2 separate regions of the Mus musculus genome follow, and region 2 is linked to region 1. The links are chromatin loops, found by intact Hi-C in ENCODE. Cell type or tissue: left cerebral cortex. All regions are shown on one strand. Links, peaks and the distances in the headings refer to the core of each region. The heading gives the core; the rest is flanking DNA.

The links. Peaks named below come from ENCODE experiments on the same cell type or tissue, not always from the same donor. Only the 100,000 strongest peaks of a DNase experiment are listed, where the experiment ranks them.
Region 2: it touches region 1 in a loop (4-fold over the local background); 14 of 42 quality-filtered maps call a loop at or near these places.

Annotation. Positions count from the first base shown.
Region 1 is chr16:91,077,027-91,086,966 of GRCm38, forward strand. It overlaps a transcript of 4932438H23Rik not described here. Among named protein-coding and RNA genes, the nearest start is that of 4932438H23Rik, 13 kb to the left of the region's middle. In left cerebral cortex, for the core only: a CTCF peak has its summit at 4,640 (motif pointing right); DNase peaks (open chromatin) are centred at 4,643 and 6,431.
Region 2 is chr16:91,220,207-91,230,146 of GRCm38, forward strand. It overlaps Olig2 (oligodendrocyte transcription factor 2), which reads left to right and starts at 5,344. Exons shown (of 2, transcript NM_016967.2): 1 at 5,344-5,447; 2 at 6,139-8,471. The coding sequence starts at 6,194. The coding sequence ends at 7,165. Gm52261 (a long non-coding RNA gene) reads right to left here. Exons shown (of 2, transcript XR_003951962.1): 2 at 8,373-9,940. In left cerebral cortex, for the core only: a CTCF peak has its summit at 4,692 (motif pointing right); DNase peaks (open chromatin) are centred at 2,256, 2,412, 4,758, 5,187 and 2 more places; H3K4me3 peaks cover 4,837 bases; H3K27ac peaks cover 2,822 bases.

The sequences.
Region 1 (9,940 bases), core at 619-8,618:
CATTAGTTGCAGATGGGTGATTTTTACTTTTGTTTTTGAGATAGGGTCTCTCTAGGTAATCTCAACTGGCTTCAAACACACAGAGATCTGCCTGCCCTGCCTCTGAATCCTGAGTGTCGGAGTAAAGGCACACACCACGTGCCCAGCTTGAGTTCTGATAGAAGGGAATGTGGACCCTTAACTTGTCAGTTATATTTTCTCTGATGTTTTTCTTCTCTGCATCCTCTAACGTGGGACATCATTTTCTCCCCTTGGTTCCTAGAATTATTGAACGTTTTAGACAATGTCCACCACCCTAAGGATCCCCACCCACTGCAGCCAGGGTAGACTTACTATCACAGGTCAGCTTCTCTTACTGATGAAATGACAGAACCCCACAGGACTTGCTAAGAGTCGGGTACGAATTTAAGCACTTCACGTATGCTGTTTGTGAATTTCTCTCAAATACTTGTTGTCTTAGGGTTTTTATCACTATGATGAAACACCACAACCAAAAAGCAAGTTGGGGTGAAGAATAAAAATTTTTACTGAACTCTTCTTCACCCCAGAGCCCCGACCCCTCCCATCTAGAGGTTGTTCTCGGAACACTCCTAAACTTTTCACCCCAAAACTCCTCACCCTAAAGTTCGAAAAAACTGTTCCAAGAACATTTTTGAGATAAAGGCCTCCTGGAACAACCTCAAAATGAACCGGGTACATTGCCAAATGATAGGACATGACTCCTTAGTTACGTAGATTCCTTGATAGGACATGACTCCTTAGTTACGTAGATTCCTTTGGCAGAACTCCATAGTGATGTAAACTTGTACTTTCCCTGCCCAGTTCTCCCCACTTTGAGTTTTACTATATAAGCCTGTGAAAAATTTTGGCTGGTCGTCGATTCTCCTCTACACCACTAGGTGCCACTAGGTGTATGAGTTTCGACCCCAGAGCTCTGTGCTTTCATGTTGCTGCTTTATTTCGACCCCAGAGCTCTGGTCTGTGTGCTTTCATGTTGCTACTTTATTAAATCTTGCCTTCTACATTTTATGTATGGTCTCAGTGTCTTCTTGGGTACGCGGCTGTCCCGGGACTTGAGTGTCTGAGTGAGGGTCTCCCTTCGGGGGTCTTTCAGGGGAGGAAAGGGTTTATTCAGTTTACACTTTCACATTGCTGTCCATCACTGAAGAAAGTCAGGACAGGACTCAAAGAGAGCAGGAACCTGGGGGCAGGAGCTGCTGCAGAGGCCATTAAGGGGTGTTGCTTACTGGCTTGCTCAGCTTGCTTTTTTATAGAACTCAGGACCACCAGCCCAGGGATGGCTCTGCCCACAATGGTCTGGGCCCTCCCCCTTCATTAAGATAAAGCCCTACAGCTGGATCGTATGGAGGCATTTTTCTCAATTGAAGTTCCCTCCTTTTAAGATGGCTCTAGCTTGTGTCAAGTTGATAGAAAACTAGCCATGACACCTACCATTATTATTTTTAATTTCTAGCACTGGAAACCAAAGAACTGATAGTAATTGGTTCAAATTCACGAAGCGAATCAGCTGTGTAGCCGAGGTTGGACCCAGGTTGTGCGGCCACCGTGTCCTTCCATTCTGTGAAGTTTGACAGATGGATTTTATATTTTCCAACACAGTTTTAAAGTTTGATTTTTTGTATTTTATTTTTAATCTTTTTGTAGCTAATTATGATTTAGGTATGCTTAACGAGCCATCCTAGTAGGAATATGGAAGACACTGGTTCTGAGGGTGGTTTGAACTGTACAGACCTGGCCCAAGAGGTTTCAGAAGAGAAGAGTTTCAGTTTGAAATTCTAGAGTCTGTTTTTGTGGTATTTTGGTGAAGAATATGGCTGCTTTTTGCCCTTGTCTTAAGAGTCTACCTGAGGCTAAGGTAAAGAGATTTATATTAATTGCATTGACAAAGGAAGTCTCAGAGAAGCCCAGAAGAGACTTTGTTCTATGGTTTAGTCTCACAAAGAGCATTCTGACCCAGCATAGCAAGCTTATAAAGAAAAAATACAAAATGTATTGTTCAAGTAATAATAATGGGGCACACGGAAGTAGAGCTGTGTTCAAGGAGAAGAAGAGAGTTAGGGAGCAGTGATCTCAGAGCAAGAGCCCACCCAGCTAAGCTTATTGTTTGTATTTGCAGTTGAACAAGGAAGAGTTTGGATTTTTAATCTGGAATGAACTACAATTCAGAAGAATAGAGGGCATCCCTGTGAATCCAGATCTTGAGGAACAGTAGACAACAGAAGCTTAGGCCCAGGCGAGGTGGTACACACCTTTAATCCCAGCATTCAGGAGACAACGCCAAGCAGATCTCTGAGATCAAGGCCACCCTGCAACAGAGCAAGCCCTAGGTGAAGAAAAAGCTTAAAATCCAGGCCTGGTGGTACACACCTTTAATCAGGACACGAAGCAGTGCAGATCTCTGAAGTCAAGGCCAAGTTCCAGGACAGCCAAGCTAAGGCAGTGAAGGAGTTGGAAAACAGAAAGCTAGTGACAGTGTAATAGAACAAGGGGGACATGCTCCCATCCTAGCACGCAGCAGGACTCGGCAGCTTCAGCTGCATAGCTCTGGCTTTAGATTAAATACAAAAGTCAGGACAATTGATGCTGGTTAGCTGGACCTAAGAAATTGTCGGTGATTAAGAAGAAACCACTGAGGTGAAGTCTTCTGGGAAGTGCGTTCTGAGAGCACAGAGAAACTGTGATCCAGAGATGGCCAAGGTTGTATCTCATGCTGCGGCTGGACTTGGTCATGTGTAAGAGTCACCCAGGTGGTGCTGGTTTAGAAGGCATGAAGGGGTCACGCAGAGCAGCTGAGGCTCGGCACTGTAAGAGGCTATGGAAGGCCATTGGTGAGGGTGCAGCCTCAGTTGCAGTTGACAGCCCAGGACTGAAGGGGTCATGCAAAGGAGTTGAGTCTTGGCACCATGAAGAGAGCCTATTGGTGAAGCCTAGTTTCAGTGGAAGACCCCAGCATATTGGCAATGCTAGTGTCATGGGATGATCACTAAGAACAGCAGCGACAATGGAGTGGAGTCAACCAGAGCCTAGAAGGCTACAGAGGGCAGGGCTGGAGAAGTGAAGCAGGCCCTTTGGAGGAACCCAGAAGATCATGTGTGGATCCCAGACACTGGAACAAGAAGCTGTAAAGTTGAAGTTGCCTCGGAGACCCCAAGATGTTCAAGATGCCAGAGCCTGATGAGCTGGCTACCTGCTGAGGAAAGCTGCTAACAGCGAGTGGAAACAGCCCAAGGGAAAGAAGTGTGCTGCAGTCAACACAGATGAAAAAGAAGTTGGAGATGTGAAGGCCGCTTTGACATCAGACAGGGAGAGGCAGAACTGGAGTTTGCCAGGCTGTTTTGTTTGGTCTTGATTGGTCCAGTATTTCCTCACTATGATGTTTTGGAATGGCAATGTATATCCTGAATGATGTTGGAGGTATGTGATTTGCCGTTTGATTTTGACTTTATAGGGGATTACAGTTAAGTGATTGACTCTCAGGACAGATTTGAACTTTGGACTTTTAGCATTGTTGAGACCACTATAGACTGTAGGGACTTTTGAAGTTGGACTAAATGTACTTTGCACTATGGAATGTTTAGGTATGGCCCCATAGAGTCGTGTATTTTAACAAGCCTATGGGGGTTAGGGAGTGGAATGGGTGGTATGAATATGCTTGGCCCAGGGAGTGGCACTATTAGGAGGTGTGGCCTTGTTGGAGTGGGTGTGGCCTTGTTGAAGGAAGTGTGTCATTGTGTGTGTGTGTGTGTGTGTGTGTGTATGTGTGTGTTGGGGGGTGAGCTTTGAGACCCTTCTCCTAGCCACGTGAGAGCCAGTCTTCTCCTGTTTGCTTTTGGAACAAGATGTAGAACTCTCAGCTCCTGCACCATGCCTGCCTAGACGCTGCCATGCTCCTGCCTTGATGATAACGGATTGACCCTCTGAACCTGTAAGCCAGTCCCAATTACATGTTGCCTAAGAGTTGCCTTGGCCATGGTGTCTTTTCACAGTGAAGCCCTAATGAAGACGCCCAGTTAAAGCATTCCACTGCTTTCCAAAGTCCCCAAATGCACATTTCCTCCAATAAACAGTTGGCCTGTCACGCAATACCCCAGTCCCTGGTACCAACTTCTGTCTTAGTTGGGGTTTTATTGCTGTGAAGAGACACCATGACCAAGGCAACTCTTATAAGGGACAACATTTAATTGAGGCTGGCTTACAGGTTTGGAGGTTCAGTCCATTATCATCATGGCAGGAAGCCTGGCAGTGTGCAGGCAGACATGATGCTGGAGGAGCCAAGAGTTCTACATCTTGGTCCTAAGGCAATCAAAAGGAGACTGGCTTCTCTGCCTAGCTTAGGTTTTAAAAAATTCTCATAGGAGATTAGTCCAGTTACAATTTCTTAGGTTCATTGAGATGAAAGCTTTGAAGTAGAAAGAAGATATGCCTTTCCTAGAAAAGCCCAAATGTAATTCAGAGAGAGAGAGCGCGAGAGAGAGAGCAAGCGAGAGAGAGAGAGAGAGAGAGAGAGAGAGAGAGAGAGAGAGAGAGAGAGAGAGAGAGAGAGAGAGAGATATCAGCCTCGAGAATAGAAGTAGTCGAAGTGCTGCTTTCTCCCACTAGATGGCAGTATTTCTCTGCGAACCAAACCTGCCCGTGCAGGCTCCCTGGCAAAATGGCAGGCAGGCTCTCTAGAAAGAGATGCAGGGCACCTGACAGATGCTTCCACCCAAGAAGCCAAATGAGAAACTGTGTTGGTCCCCGAGCCTCGTGACTGAGATACAACTAGGGAAGCTGAGAGTGGCCATAAGTAGAGGATAAAATTTTAAACGAGAGTAACTCAGTGAACGTTCCTGGGAGCAGGTGCCCTTCGGAGGGAAGGTGCCTTCTAACTTCCTAAGAAGGAAAGAAAGTGGTGCTTTCATTCCTTCTTTCTTCATGCATTCACCTTGAACAGTCTGGAATGTGATGGACATGCATCGTTGTTGCAGGTTTGAGAGAGATTTAGTGAGGACTCACTGTTCACCTCTCAGTGGTCTTACTGCCATCTAGCCTCTCCTTTAAACACACAAATGGAGGAGAGGAAGAATCGAGTTTTGCACAGCATCCCTTTGGCAAGGCCACCTTCATCACTCAGAATCTATGGAGACAGCACTACTTTCCGAAGAGTGCTGGGATCTTGCTGTGTATGTGTGTGTATACATATACATATACACACATACATACATAGGTGGTCTCACTGTGTGACACTGGCTGTCACCATATAGACCACCAGGCTGGCCTGAAACCTAGAGATCTGCCCACCTCTGCTTCCAAGTGTTGGAACTACAGGCGCCTGCCACCACAGCCAGCCAATGTATAATCATCCTATCACAACAAAAATGGCATTTAGAAGTGAAAATGTTAGGCTGGGCGTGTTGGCAAACACCTTTAACCCCAGCATTCGGGAGGCAGAAGCAGGCAGATTTCTGAGTTCGAGGCCAGCCTGGTCTACAAAGTGAGTTCCAGGACAGCCAGGGCTACACAGAGAAACCCTGTCTCAAAAAACCAAAAAAAAAAGTGAAACTGTTTCATGTGGTTGTTAGTTTTCTGAATTAATCCATAACATTGTTGTCTGTTTCATTATTTTCATTTATTACTCTGATAATCTACGGTTATTGGAAAAGTATGAAAAATATAACTTCCAATTCCATGTCCCAGATACAACTACTAACTAACATTTTAGCACTATTTTTTTCTCAGTATGAAAAATTAGTCATAATTATTAGTTAGTTATCAGGAACATTTCTGCTTCATCAATAACTGTATTCAAATCAGTAAGCCCTGGAGTGAAACTGCCTGGTTTGATTTCTGTCTCTAACATTGAACTTGGTTTTGTTTTTTTTTGTTTTTTTGTTTTTTTGTTTTTTTTTTTTTGGAGACAGGGTTTCTCTGTATCTCGAACTTGGTTCTTTTGCTTGCTTTATATCACAAAGTCTGCCTGTGTAGCCCAGGCTGGCTTCAAATTCCTGATCCTCCTGCCTCAGCTGCCCAAGAGCATGCTTCTTTTATCTGTACAGCAGAAGTACAGTAATAAACCCCTACCTCATAGCCATAGGGAGCTCACATCTCCTATGTGTCTGCTACAATGCCAAGCACATAGGAAATGCCTTGGAGGTGTGGCTCCATGATAAAACCCTGTTTAGCATTCACAAGACCTGAGGTTCGAGATCCCCAGCACCACAGAGAGAAAAAAAAAAAAGCCCCACAGATATTAGTTTTTCTGTTGTCATCCTATCAATCAAACACTTCCCCCTACTATGAACTCATTTGTTCTCACAGAATTTGGAAAATATGAAGAAATAAAGCCAAGAGAACATGGGGGCTGGAGAGATGCCTCTGTGGATGAATTGGTTACTGTGTAGGAAGGAGGACTTGAATTCAGACTCCCAGCACCCACCTAAAAGCTGGCATAACAGCCGGAGCCAGTACTGAGGGGCAGAGGCGGGAGGGCCCTGCTGGGTCTCAAGTCAGCACACTGCTTTGGGTTCAGTGAAAAGACCTCTTTCAAAAGATGATGTGGAGATGCAAATAAGGGAAGACGTTCTGACATCAACCTCTGGCCAGAACAAGGGAGTGTGTTAAATAATAATCTAAGAAGTCAGTCTGGGCACAGTGCTGCATGCCTACAAACCCAGCCCCTTGACAGGCAGAGGCGGGGGGGGGGGGCATGAGCTTGAGGTCCATGTGTACGATGTAGTGAGTCCTCATCTCAGAAACTACACAGCAGTAAACAACATCCAAACACAACCACGTGCAATGTCACTACCGAAGAGGACGTCACAACCCAGAAATGGTCTGATTTGGGAGTAATGCTTTTTAAAAATTGAACTATGTGGGGTCGTGCGACATAGCTTTTTAAAAAGGATTGGTTACACACACACACACACACACACACACACACACACACACAAACATACTGTTGTTGTCTTCAGACATACCAGAAGAGGGCATCAGATCCCATTACAGATGGTTGTGAGCCACCATGTGGTTGCTGAGAATTGAACTTAGGACCTCTGGAAGAGCAGCCAGTGCTCTTAACCTCTGAACCATCTCTCTAGCCCATCGCTATATGTTAAAACGTGATTTTTATCAACCAAAAGATAATTAATTGCATGAATATTTTGTAATTTTTTTCCTCACCAGATTTTTAACAGAAAATGACATTTGGGGTCCTCAGGAGGGTCCCCATCAATTCACATAAATAAGAGGACTTTGTAATTGGGACGGATGGGTACAGAAGGTGAAGCTAATAATTAAGAAGTTAAATAAACAAGGATGGGTGGTCAGGAGCACGAAGACTGTGGGGGAAATGATGGCCGTGTTCTAGGAGAGGCTATGGTGTGGGCAGTTCCAGGCACATCCCTCTGAAAAGCCATTTCCACTCCAGCTCTGTGAGAGCTGCAGTTACTCAGAAGGAACGAGAAGTCCCTCCGTCTGCTGCATGCTTGTGGTCGCTTCGAATTTTCCCATTTCCTCTCTGTGCCTTAGCTGTACCAGTTAGGAAATCCTAGAGAAGCAACTGGTTTTAGTTCACAGCAAGGAGGGGCCACTGCCCCAGGAGATGGATCTGGGGTCTGGTGCTCCCCAGTACCCACCAGGCAAACCCCAGCAGTCCCAGTCCTGAACCTAAGCCTCAGGGACAAAAACTGAAGGCCAAAGGGCTTGGCACTAACTCCTGGAGGGCCCTGGGGATGCGGTTAGACTTGGTTTAAGAGTGAGTGAGTAGCTACGTCCCATCCCTGTCCCCATGATTTTGCGGTTGAGCCATAACTGCAGGCAGCCAGAGCTTATGTAAGAGAAAAGGCTTGACTGGCTAACAGAAGGACAGGTAGTCAGACAGGAAGGTATTTAGGCACGTGCATACCCGATCAAAGATCTGTCAGGAGTAGGGGAGATGGGTCTAGCAGCGAGGCAAATTATCACCTCGTTTACCTATTGCATGTTCTTCAGCGCCTTCACAGCTCTAGAGCTGGACCGGAAAGCCAAGTCCCCTCTTGGCAGATGGGTAGAAAGGGCTCCATGCCAAATGATCTGAGCGAACCTGGCAGAGCCCGATGCTGGCAAGAGAGATTGCCCTTCGGGCTCTGATTTCTCCCTAGAGGGCTCGGGGGCGCTCTCGTGTTTGAGCTTTGTTGCCAGTGTGGCATTATGCCCCAATGAAATCAATATGGCTGCAATTACACACAGGCGCTCCCACCTTTCCCTCCCACCCCCCACAGAGCCCCAGCAACCAGCCCCACACGCCCACCCTGCAGACTGCAGAGTGGCATGCCCATGCTCAGCCCAGCTTCCTCTTGACAGGCTGTTGTTATTTTCTATGTGATACGATGGTGCTTGAAGTATGAGGAAAGATGTTTGGATTGTAAACAATCAGTTGCTTCCAAGTGCGCCACATGTTTCTTAGCGTCTCACTGCTCCTGGTAGGCTTCGGGGCTGGCCTCTCCTGTCTCCGCACATGCTCTCCTGGCGGTAGCTGGAAATGTATGAGTCTGCTTTAAAGCTGTCCTCGTATCCTCGTCCTGGTGCAAACATGTCGAAATCCTTCCCTGTCCTGTTTACCTGTTTACTGGAAGCTAATCACGCTCGAACAGGGTGATGTGCACACTGTAGCTTGCTCTGCTAATGAAGCAACTAGCGGAACCAACTGGCCTCGACGTGCCTCAGAATCAGACTGAGAAACGGCAGGGCTCTTGTGCTGCAGAGGATTTGAGAAATACCAGAGAGAGAGAGAGAGAGAGAGAGAGAGAGGGAGAGAGAGAGAGAGAGCGAGAGAGAGAGCGCAAAACTCGGGGCGTGGGGAAGGGGGCAAGGGGAAATAAGATTTAAAACCGGGACTGTAAACATATTCCAAATTCCTTCACTGTTGTTTCCTCTTTGTAAGATGCGGAGAGCGCATCTCATCGCACAGAGATAAGTAAGGATTCAAAGGCATCTTTTGGAAACCTGAGCTTGGAGGTGGAGGGCTGCCTGCAACTCATGCAGAGGATTTGGGTTTGGTTCCTAGAATCCTCATGCCAGCTCACAACTGCTCATAACTTTAATCACAGAGGATCTGACACTCTCTTTGACTTCTGGGGGACCTGCACTGCGCATAGTATGCAGACACACATAGATGCATATAAAATAAAACAAAAAAATCCTCATGGAACTATTTTGAAAAAGCTCCAAATTACACTGCTATTAAGTGTCTATTTAGAATCATAACTCAAAAATGACCTTCTTATTACTATATTGAAATAAGTATCAACAACAAAACATATTCTGTTTGCCTGGGAGATTCCCGATCATAGGATATCGCAGCATATTTTGAGAAGATCATAAACTAAGGTGAAACTGTGTGAGTGTATGAAACTCCTTTTAAATAAGTCGTACGTTTTAAAAAAATTCTCTGACAATTTCATATAGTGTATTTTGATAACTTACACACACACACACACACACACACACACACAACTTTACCCTCTCTCATTCCATCCACACACATTCTTTTTTCCAGAAGGTTCCTCTCCTGGTTTTGTGTCTTTTTTTTGCTCGTTTGCTTTGCTGCTTTTATTTTTTGGTGACCCATGGAAATCAATCAGGGTTGGGTGTGTGAAGCCTGGACGAAGCAAGTGACCAGTGACCATTCTGCTAAGGAAAGCCAAGAGTTCTTCAAGGAGAGGAGGGCCCAGGAGCCGCCCCACCCATCTTGTGCAGCTCTTCAGCAGGAAACCCAGCTGCTGGGAGCAGATAATGGCAACCGCCACACCCTAACTAGAAGCCAGCATTTCCCAGCCCAGTCTCACTGTCTCTTCTACTTCCTCTTCAGGTTATTCTCTGGGCCTTGAAGGGGATGAGAGAGCAATCTCATCTAGAACTGAACACTCAGCAGTTACTTATTTGAAATACTGTGGTCAGTTAG
Region 2 (9,940 bases), core at 902-8,901, 140 kb after region 1:
GCTGCTAACCGCGGACCAGGAGCAGCGATGATTGCGGTGGACTCCGGCAGCTTCGCTCCTGCGCTGCGTGGCTCAGGTGGCCAGAATTCCACGGGGCTCCGAATTTACACAGGTTTATGGGTTCCCACCGAGCCAGGCGTTCAAGAACTTTACCTCAGTCACTCACTCGTCCTGTCCTGCACCACCGCAGCTGCATCTCATTCCTGTCCATTGTCGTTGTCTCCCTTCGCCCCCCCCCCCGCGACCCCCAGTGGTTCGGCTTGGCCTGAAGCCAAGGGGCAGCAGCCTGAACCCATCTCTGCTTCCCCGGACCAGGGCTCCGAGGAAACAGCAGGTGGCTCACTTCGCCTTGGGAGAGCCTGGTAGTTGAGCTCAGGTCTGACGAGGTCTTCACTTGCCTTAAGGGGAGATGCTGCAACTCCCAGCTTCGCGCCCCCCCCCCCACCTCCCACCCCGTGATCCGAGGGGCAACCTTAGACCTCATTAAATCTCTTGGGAACTAGGTTAACTAGATGGGGGAAACCTAGTTAACGCTGTTGTCTATGTGGCGCGTGCATAAAACTCAGTGTGGCCATCGCACCACTAACCCCCACTTAGTGGTACTGACTCACCTCTATCCCGGGAATGCGGGGCTCAGTGAGCTCCAGCCTGCGGAAGGAGCTCGGAAAAGGAAGAAGGGGCGAGAGTGTGGGAGTGCTGGGTGACCTGAAGCTCAGGGTGGGGGAAGGGCTGGGCCCCAGAGGAAGGTGGGGTGGGGGTGGGGTGACCACAAAGGGATAGGAGGAGTCTGTGTACAAAGGTGAGAAAAGAGCCTTGAACATTCTACTCCTGAGAATGGGTCCGTGGAAAGGGGGAGAAGCAAGGGAGGTCAGGGCCCCTCGGGCTGAAATGCAACTTGCAGCCCGCAGCTGGGTGCAACAGTTGCTGCGGTTTTGTCCACACCCCCCAACCCCCCACCTCGCCAGAGAAGAGTGGCAAGCAGTGGTAATGGGCTCCACTTCCTCAGTATGTGGGGTGCTCCTGGGTCTACCCTACCAGGGAGGTGCTGGAAATAGTACAAGTGCCTCTTATTCACGAAACCCAATAGAGGGAATTATCACCTCTTGTTAGCCTGGGTGGGTCTCCTCTGCTCCCAGAAACTAGTTGCTTCTCTAGAATCCAGTCTGCACTGGCTAAATCCACTTTACAACTAAAAGGGCACACAGGACTTGTCAAAGGAGGGGGATGCTTCCCATAAGTGCTTGGAAGCCTGGACTCCCCCACCTAAACCTCCACATCGCACACACTGGAATAATTCTGAGGAGGCAGGAGATTAGCTCCGGAGCAGTGAACCATTCCTGACTTTGGTCAAAGAAGCAGAGGCCAAGTAACTCCTGGACACCTGGCAAAAGCAGGGAAGAGAATGGAAGTTTAGAACAAAGCTGTGGAGGACTTGGAACCCAACCCCAACATTGACTTCTAATCAGTGGTATCTGTAAAATGGGAACAATGACCCTTCAATGCCAACGCCAAAGAGGGGAACTGGGCAACCAGTTTGTGTGCTGAGCCCAACAGAAGTTCATTTCCATCCTTGTCCAGTGCTACCCGGATGTCATCCCACCAAGAACTTGGATCAGGACAGAGATGCATTTCAGTGGCCAGGATCATTAAGAGCAGGTGGCTGGGACCTGGGAAAGTAGCTCACGTCTCTCCAAGACTTAGTTTTCTCTTTGTAAAATGGGAGCGATGCTTCTCTTTAGGGCCAGCTAGAGAGTAACTGAAAGAGCCAGTCAAAACCGGCTGAACGCGTGCGGGGGAGGGGGCGGGGTGTTGGGGGGCGCAGCTCAGATAACCTTGAAGCAATCACCAGCTCTGCCATTCTAAAGGCTCACTCACACCCCACAATTCGGAGTACAGAAATGACCTGTTTATTGAATACACCAATAGATCCTTGCCCACAGATGCACTGTTTTACTGTTACTAGTCCTTGCACAATTGCTTGAGAAGGCCTTTGGAAACATTCACCGCGCGCATGCACGCCACCTGCCAGCCAGGCAGGCAGACGTACAAAACCCTGGCGAGGTCCGGCTGGGGCTTCACGCTGAGTTTTGCCAAGCTCCGCCGGGTTCTGACTCCTGGAGTGTCTTACCGCACACGGTTGAGCTCCAAAGCTGCCATTCTACAGTCCTTCTGGCTTCCGGACCTCCAGTCCTCACCCCCACTCTCCGGTGCCAGAAGCCTTGCCTGCCACCGCCACCCCGGGAGGATTCTGCGCAAGGACACCGCTCTTCTTGGCAGCCAGGCAGAATCGCTGCCTGAATGCTAGTAGGAAGGAAGGAAGGAAGGAAGGAAGGAAGGAAGGGAAAGGAAGGGGGAGAGCCAGGACCAAATAGGGAACCAGGGAATCGGTGGGAGGTCTGCGCCCTGGAGCCCCGCGAGAGTCGCCCCAGCCGGTTTGGCACTGGCTCCTCCTGGGCCGCCAGGCTGCGGAGCAAAGGCCGGCCCTTACACGCACCCGGCCTTTTGTGCAAAGGCAACACAAAGGAGAGGGAAAAACACGTCTTCCGTTTTGAAGGAGGAGGCCAACAGCTCAGGACGCCTAGGCAAGCCAGGAACTCCCGGAGCCCGGCCTGCCGATTAGCCTAGGCAAGTGAACTCTCCATTCCCAGGGAAGGCATATTGGTCCAGCTGCGTGTGTTGGTTGGAAACGCGTCTCTAGGGCCCACCCAGGACACACAGGCAGGAGCTAGATCCTGACACCGGCGAAAAGTATCTCTCGGACCAAGAAGGACAAGCGGGGGCTAACCCCGACTAGTTTCCGATGGGGTGGGAGGAGTAAAGGAGACGCACGGAATTGTGTCCAGCCTCTGACTTGCCTCAGAGCCAGAGACCAAGGGACACAGATGGCCCTCAGGCGGCAAGCAGCTCTCAGACGAAGAGAAGGCAGCTGAGAGGAGAAGGAGACAGTTGGGAGCTGCCCGTCAAAGCTTCCGACTTAGAGAGTGAGGACCACCAGATGCCTGGAACTGCTGGGACAAGCTAGTTAGCTAACCAGGCTGCTACGCTAGCCACAGGGCTAGGGGAAGTGGAAAGGCTGGGGGTGGGGGTGGGGGACGCAGAGCCAGCTAGCGCTGCGCTCTTGCCTTCCGGCTCCTTTTCCAGGCTCGCCGCTGTAGAAAGGTTTCCCCAACTTTCGTCCGGGTCTCCAACTCCAGCTACTGGACCAAGTGTACAGAATGTCAGGCAGTTCTCCCGCAGACTTCCGGACGCAGAAGAGACAAACCAGTAGAACGCAACAAAAGAAGGAACCTGGGCGCTCGGATGCTCCGGGCAGTCACACTAGCCTGGGTGGCTGCAACCTATCTCCCGCATATTGTACCGCCTGAGGTTTGTTAGGGACTTTGGAGATCCACATCCCAGCTGGTGGCCCCACAGAGCTCACCCCCACGTACGCCCTCTCTGCGGTTTGCCAACGAAGGCCCAAGAGTGGTCCTCACATGCCCAAGCTCCTAATCCCCACCACAAGCCCCGTGTGACAGATTCTGCTAATTGAACGGTTATGGGTCATCCTCATAACCGTTGGGCGACATTATCACCACGCTTCAATTCTTCATGTTTTAAATACATATTTAACGGATGGCTGCAGAGCCAGCTGGGAAACACGCGGGTCGGAAAACAATGCTTCAGAAGGCACGAGATGAGGGGCAAACGCGCCAGCCCACTGACACTCGAGGGTGGACCCCAGGGGGGGGGGCGGGGGAGAACTTAGCACGAAATGAGGAGCAATCGCCTGAGTTTTCATGCCTGTTCTGACTTTGCTACAAGAAGACCAATTACTGTTTGTCTGCTTGCTTGTTAAAACTACATATGCGAATTCAAATACCAAGCAATGAGAAGTAACGAGAAAAGACCGTTAAAACTCCGTGAGAAGGAATTGGCGCTTATGTTTGGGGGGTGGAGGAGAGGTAGCACCCGAGATCTGTAAAAAATAAATATCCCAACAAACAAACAAAACGCATTTGAGCTGGAAATGTCCGGATGTGAGAAACAGTTGGGGGTGGGGATACAACCTACTGCCCCCATGCTTGGGCACTGCCAATTGCTCGCATCCATCCACGGTAGGCAGGGTCACCTGTATGGGCCTGGCCGTATTTTCTCCTGGAGGCTTGCTGAAATCAATTCCTAGGTTTTCACTTCCATAAAATGGGTGAGTGTATAGTTATCTCTAGACTTCCCCAGGCAATTCACCCAGATCCAGTTTCTCAGCTTTGTATGTGTGTGTGTGTGTGTGTGTGTGTGTGTGTGTGTGTGAGAGAGAGAGAGAGAGAGAGAGAGAGAGAGAGAGAGAGAGAGAGGCTGCTACCTATAAAAGACGTCCCAAGGCAGCTAGGAGTGTGTTTCAAGTATCAACTCCCATCCACAGCGGAGAGCCTCCGATAATTCTTTGCAAATAATGTTGCCTCTACTCCAAGGCTTGGGCACCAAGATGTTGGAAGTTCAGTGGCTGGGTTTCCCTGAAAATGAATGAGGTGGAAGTCGTTAACCATCGATGCGTTGGCGCTTTGACTGTATTGAAAATAGCTCTCCGGAGCTTCTACACAATCTAAACTTTATAATGAATTGCGATTTCTTCCCAGAGTGCTAAGAACCTTTCTCTGCTTCCTTGCCCGCCCCGTGCTCTCCAAGGCCATGCCCCCACCTGGGGGCGCTACCGCCTGTCCCCAAAGCTGCAGCAACTGCCACTAAGTAGAAAGGAGCTAAGGGAGTGGGGGCCTTCTGCGCCGCTAGTGTTTTCTTATGCAACCACAAATGGTCACAGTTTGATGAAAATCACTCGATAGGTCGGCAGCGGGAAACAGGAGGAGGCGGGAGGGCTAGCAAAAACTCCAGGTGTGGCAAGCAACCTCGGTGTTCATTCTCAGCCATAGAACTGGTTGGCCATCGGACGAGTTTGCAGATTCCCCGTCTCACTCCGTACCCTGGCCTGACGCTACAGTGACAATATTTATATTGAAAGTTGCAGGCGTTCCCTCTCTGCCAGGGTCCCCAGACTTCTTTAGCAGCCCCGCTAGCCCACCCGCTTCTTCAGCTCGCCCTTTCCTCTCCCTGCCCAGGTCCCTCCTCCCATCCCTCCTCGCGAATCTCTCTACCGCGGGCGCCCATTGGCTGTGTGCTGAGAGGAGGCGTGTGCCGGGCCCGGCGGGTTTCATTGAGCGGAATTAGCCGGGTGACATCAGCTTCGCAGCCCCTCGGGCCGGCCCAGCTCATTGGCGCCTCTGCCCCTCCAGGAAAAGCACATTGTTCCCGCCCCCCGCCCGGACCACCGCCACCGCCGTCGCTGCTGCCTCCACCCAGCTATAAAAACCAGCGGAACCCCGAAAGGTGTGGATGCTTATTACAGACCGAGCCAACACCAGCGCCCAGAGCCAGGTTCTCCTCCGCAGCGAGCACCTCAAATCTAATTCACAGTAAGTGTCCCCGCCCCTTAACTGCTCCAGCCTAAACCCCGAAGACCGACTTCTCCAAAGTGGCTAGGATTTAGGATGCACCCTACAGTGCTGGCCTACTGGCCGAGATCCCGCCCCAATAGGTACTAATGACTGCCTGGGTGTCTACACTCACCGCAGCATCCCAGGCTCCAATAACTCCTGTTGCGAGTCCGCAAGCTAGCCGCGCGGTCGTAGAACCAGCGCTTAGAAAGTGAATCCAATGCGGGCTGCCAGTGCGTGTGTTCACGCTTGCCGGCGTTTGCTGCGTGTGTAGATGGCGTTAAAGGCAGATGCGTCTGAGCACCAGATAGAAAATACTTCTCTATTCAGATCTCCGGTCCAGAGAAAAGTCCTCATTTATTCCAGGCCGGACTGAAGAAATAAAACCTCTAGAATGTCCCTCATTGAGGGCCACCCAGAAGTCCCTGAAATAAAGTAACCGGTGGATGAGTGGGGAGGAGAGAGATTAGGATAACTTGCATGCCCCGGGCTGCTAGAAGGCCAGACTGCCGCGGCGTAGATGCCAACCACCTTTGCGGGTTCCTGGAGCTGCCGTGCAGGCGGGGACGGCGATTGTCTCACTTCTTTCTCCACACCCTGTGTGTCTGTCTGTCTGTCTCTGTGTATGTGTGTGTCTGTGTCTGTGTATCTGTCTGGTTCTCTCCTCAAGTTCGGAAGGTTGAAAAAAGAAGGATCATTCGAGAGCTTAGATCATCCCTGGGGCCATGGACTCGGACGCCAGCCTGGTGTCTAGTCGCCCATCGTCCCCAGAACCCGATGATCTTTTTCTGCCCGCCCGGAGCAAGGGGGGAAGCAGCAGCGGCTTCACAGGAGGGACTGTGTCCTCGTCCACGCCGAGCGACTGCCCGCCAGAGCTGAGCTCCGAGCTACGAGGGGCCATGGGCGCGTCAGGCGCGCATCCCGGGGACAAACTGGGCGGCGGTGGCTTCAAGTCATCTTCCTCCAGCACCTCCTCGTCCACGTCCTCGGCGGCCACGTCTTCCACCAAGAAAGACAAGAAGCAGATGACTGAGCCCGAGCTGCAGCAGCTGCGCCTGAAGATCAACAGCCGCGAACGCAAGCGCATGCACGACCTCAACATCGCCATGGACGGCCTGCGGGAGGTCATGCCTTACGCGCACGGGCCGTCGGTGCGCAAGCTCTCCAAGATCGCCACGCTGCTGCTGGCGCGAAACTACATCCTCATGCTCACCAACTCGCTGGAGGAGATGAAGCGACTGGTGAGCGAGATCTACGGGGGTCACCACGCCGGCTTCCACCCATCGGCCTGTGGCGGGCTGGCACACTCGGCGCCTCTACCCACCGCCACGGCGCACCCCGCGGCCGCCGCGCACGCCGCGCACCACCCGGCCGTGCACCACCCCATCCTCCCTCCCGCAGCCGCCGCCGCCGCCGCAGCCGCCGCCGCCGCAGCGGTGTCCAGCGCCTCTCTACCGGGCTCCGGGCTGTCCTCGGTCGGATCCATCCGGCCTCCGCACGGCCTGCTCAAGTCACCGTCGGCAGCCGCAGCCGCCCCTCTCGGAGGCGGGGGTGGAGGCAGCGGTGGCAGCGGTGGCTTCCAGCACTGGGGCGGCATGCCGTGCCCCTGCAGCATGTGCCAGGTGCCGCCGCCGCACCACCACGTGTCGGCTATGGGCGCCGGCACCTTGCCGCGCCTCACCTCCGACGCCAAGTGAGCCGGCCAGCGGGGGTGCGTCCTGGAGAGCCAAGGGCTGCGGAGCAGCGCGGACAGGCCAGCGCTGGGGCTCCGGGGCTCTGTTGCAAGAAGGGGAGCTGGACCACGGGCTGGGCCTAGGGGATTATGGGGAGTCGAATATATGGGAACCGAAGCAATGGGAGCATTTGAAGCGATGGAGAGATGCGTTCGTTCCAGAACCTGGTTGACTCTTTGGCTGAACACTCCAAGGGTCTGGGAGGCGCCATTGTACAAAACGGCCACAACGCGCGGGTACTTTCATCCCTGGAACTTCCTGCCTGCACCCCCAGGAAGTCTAAAAACTAACTTTCCGGTGTACAAAGATTGACTCCCTGTCTGGGCTTAGACGAGACGCAGAGCACTGCACTTGACTTCTTTCCCCCACTTCAGGCGGGGTAGGAGACTCCCAGGAACCGCACTGCAGAAGCGACCTCTGGGCCTCACCCTGCAGGTTCATCCCTGGCCCAGGGCCAGGCACTAAGTTAGTAGACGCTGGCGTGGGTATCAGAAGCACTTAGGGTCCTGTGGTCTCAGAAGTGTGGCCTTCCCTCCTGTTGTCTCTCCTGTTGATTTGTGGTTTCCTAACAAATCTGTGAATGTTCCTTTTCAGAGCACAGGAGCAAGCTTTACAGACGCTTAAAATAGCACTTGTGGAATGGAATAATCCCAAAAGTCCCGATATGGAACGGAATCCTTTTTGGGTCTTATTTTTAAATAGATCTCCCCCCACACACACGCACACACACACTCACGCAACACACATTCTAAGCACACATCAATTGGTTTCTTACCCGACTGGGGACGCTGTTTTTTGGTACCTGGGGGCTTGACAAAAGAACAACATCAAAAAGTTGCTGTGAATATAGTTTGAGCTTTTTGGGAGGGGGTATTCTGTTGGGTTTTTAATAATTTCTTGTGTGTGTAAATATAATATCAACGAAATGCGCGATGCGAAGCTCTTTGTTCACGTGACTCCCCCCTCCGTCTAAGCCCGCTGTTTTCTTTCTGTGTCGTTGCCCTCCCACACACACACCTTTTGCCACCGTTAACACGAGGGGCAAACCCCTTCATGCGCGCTCCCTGGCGCGACCTGCATTACAACGTGGGCTTTACTGCGCCTGCCTCCTAACCTTCCACCTCTTCCGCGCTGCCCCTGCAGAGTGTATCTATCACCTGTTTTATTTTTGTAAAGAAAAAGAAGTGCTAAATAATATTTATTACTTGTTTGGTTGCATAAAACGAAACAAATGATGGAGTGTTGAGATTTTAAATAAAATTTAAAGCAAGGCAGGTGTTTTCAGTTTGTGTGAGGGAGTTACGGGGGAGGGACAAGGAGACGCTAGGGACAGCGATTCCTCTGGGGACGGATTTGTAGCTCGTTTTGCTGGCTTAGCCATGGAGAAAGATAAGGGATTTTTACTACTCCCTCCCTCCCCCAACACATGTTTTCTTTAAAAGAGCACGCTCTCCGGATGTGTATCACAGCTTTCTTGTGCTTTTTTATTTTGCACGCCTAATTGGAAACTCCCTTTCCCCTTCTAGTGAAAATAGAGCTAGTTCAAGAATGAATTTTCTTTCCAGGAGTGCCGAACTTTGGACCTTCAGGGCCAGGGACCGAGCCTCTGCGGAGGTTCTGGGAGCTTTAACAAAGCCCTCTTCAGCCAAGAGTTTCTTTTCTCTAAGCTCAGGAGCGTTCACTGGGCCTCACAGCACCACTGGATTCAGCTGAGCCGACTCTTGGGTCCCGGTGTACCGGCAAAGCCTGGGAATTTTGTGCAAAGCTCTGCAGGGGTGTTTGATGAGGATTCACCAGTCTCTTCCATCCTTTCTCAGCCTGCCCGTCCGCCACCGGCAAAGTGTGGGCGCTGGGAACCTATGGCTCTGGGAACCTTCCTGGTTTTAGAGGCGGCTCTCTTGCGGGGGGGGGGGGGCTGTGGATTTTTCTGGGGCAACTTCTGTCTTTTCACAGTCACTGAGTGTCTTAGAATCCTAAACAGTGGTGCAAAGGTAGGGTTTTACTCTCAAGAGAGATTCTAAGAGAAAATTTTTAAAGCTTCAGTTTCCTGGATAAAACTTGAAGCAGATTCAGTTCCAGTCGCCCCTCTGTCACCAATTTCTGAAGTGTCAGCCTGATGCTGGGCATCAGATCCTTTAACAGATGACATGTTGGGTGATCACTGGCAGACGGTACCTAGACTTGGAAACTGAGAGTTCTTTTTGTTGTTTGTTTTGTTTTGTTTTGTTTTGTTTCTTTCCTCCCAGCTGGGCTGGTTCAGGAACGCGTTACTTGGACCCTAGTGAAGGAAGACCTTCTGTGGACCCATAGGCTAGCTCTGGGACAAGAACGGCTCCTTCCTCCAGTGGGTAACGCCTGTCTGCTAGCCAGAACTTCAGGCTCTGGTGTGCCCAGCGTGCTGTGGGTCCTACTTTGCTTATCACAAAGGCCTTCATTTGTTTCCTCCTTAAGACTAGGAGGCAGATGTGGAATGGAGAAAGGAAAGAGAAGACTAAGCTCAAGAAAAGGCAGGGTTCGGCAGGTCTGGTTCTGTTTGTTCCAAAATCCCACTGAAAATCAAAGTCCGGTGTTTGAGACAGAGTCCAGGCCTCGATGCAGACACACACCAAGGGATGCTAGGAAGTGGGAAATCCCCAGCACTTAGCTAAGAACCTGGAGGGCAGTGATGGGGAATGGCACAGTGTCTGAAGCTTGTTCACCCAGCGGTGCTTTGCAAGCCTCTGCCCAGGCCTTAGGCAC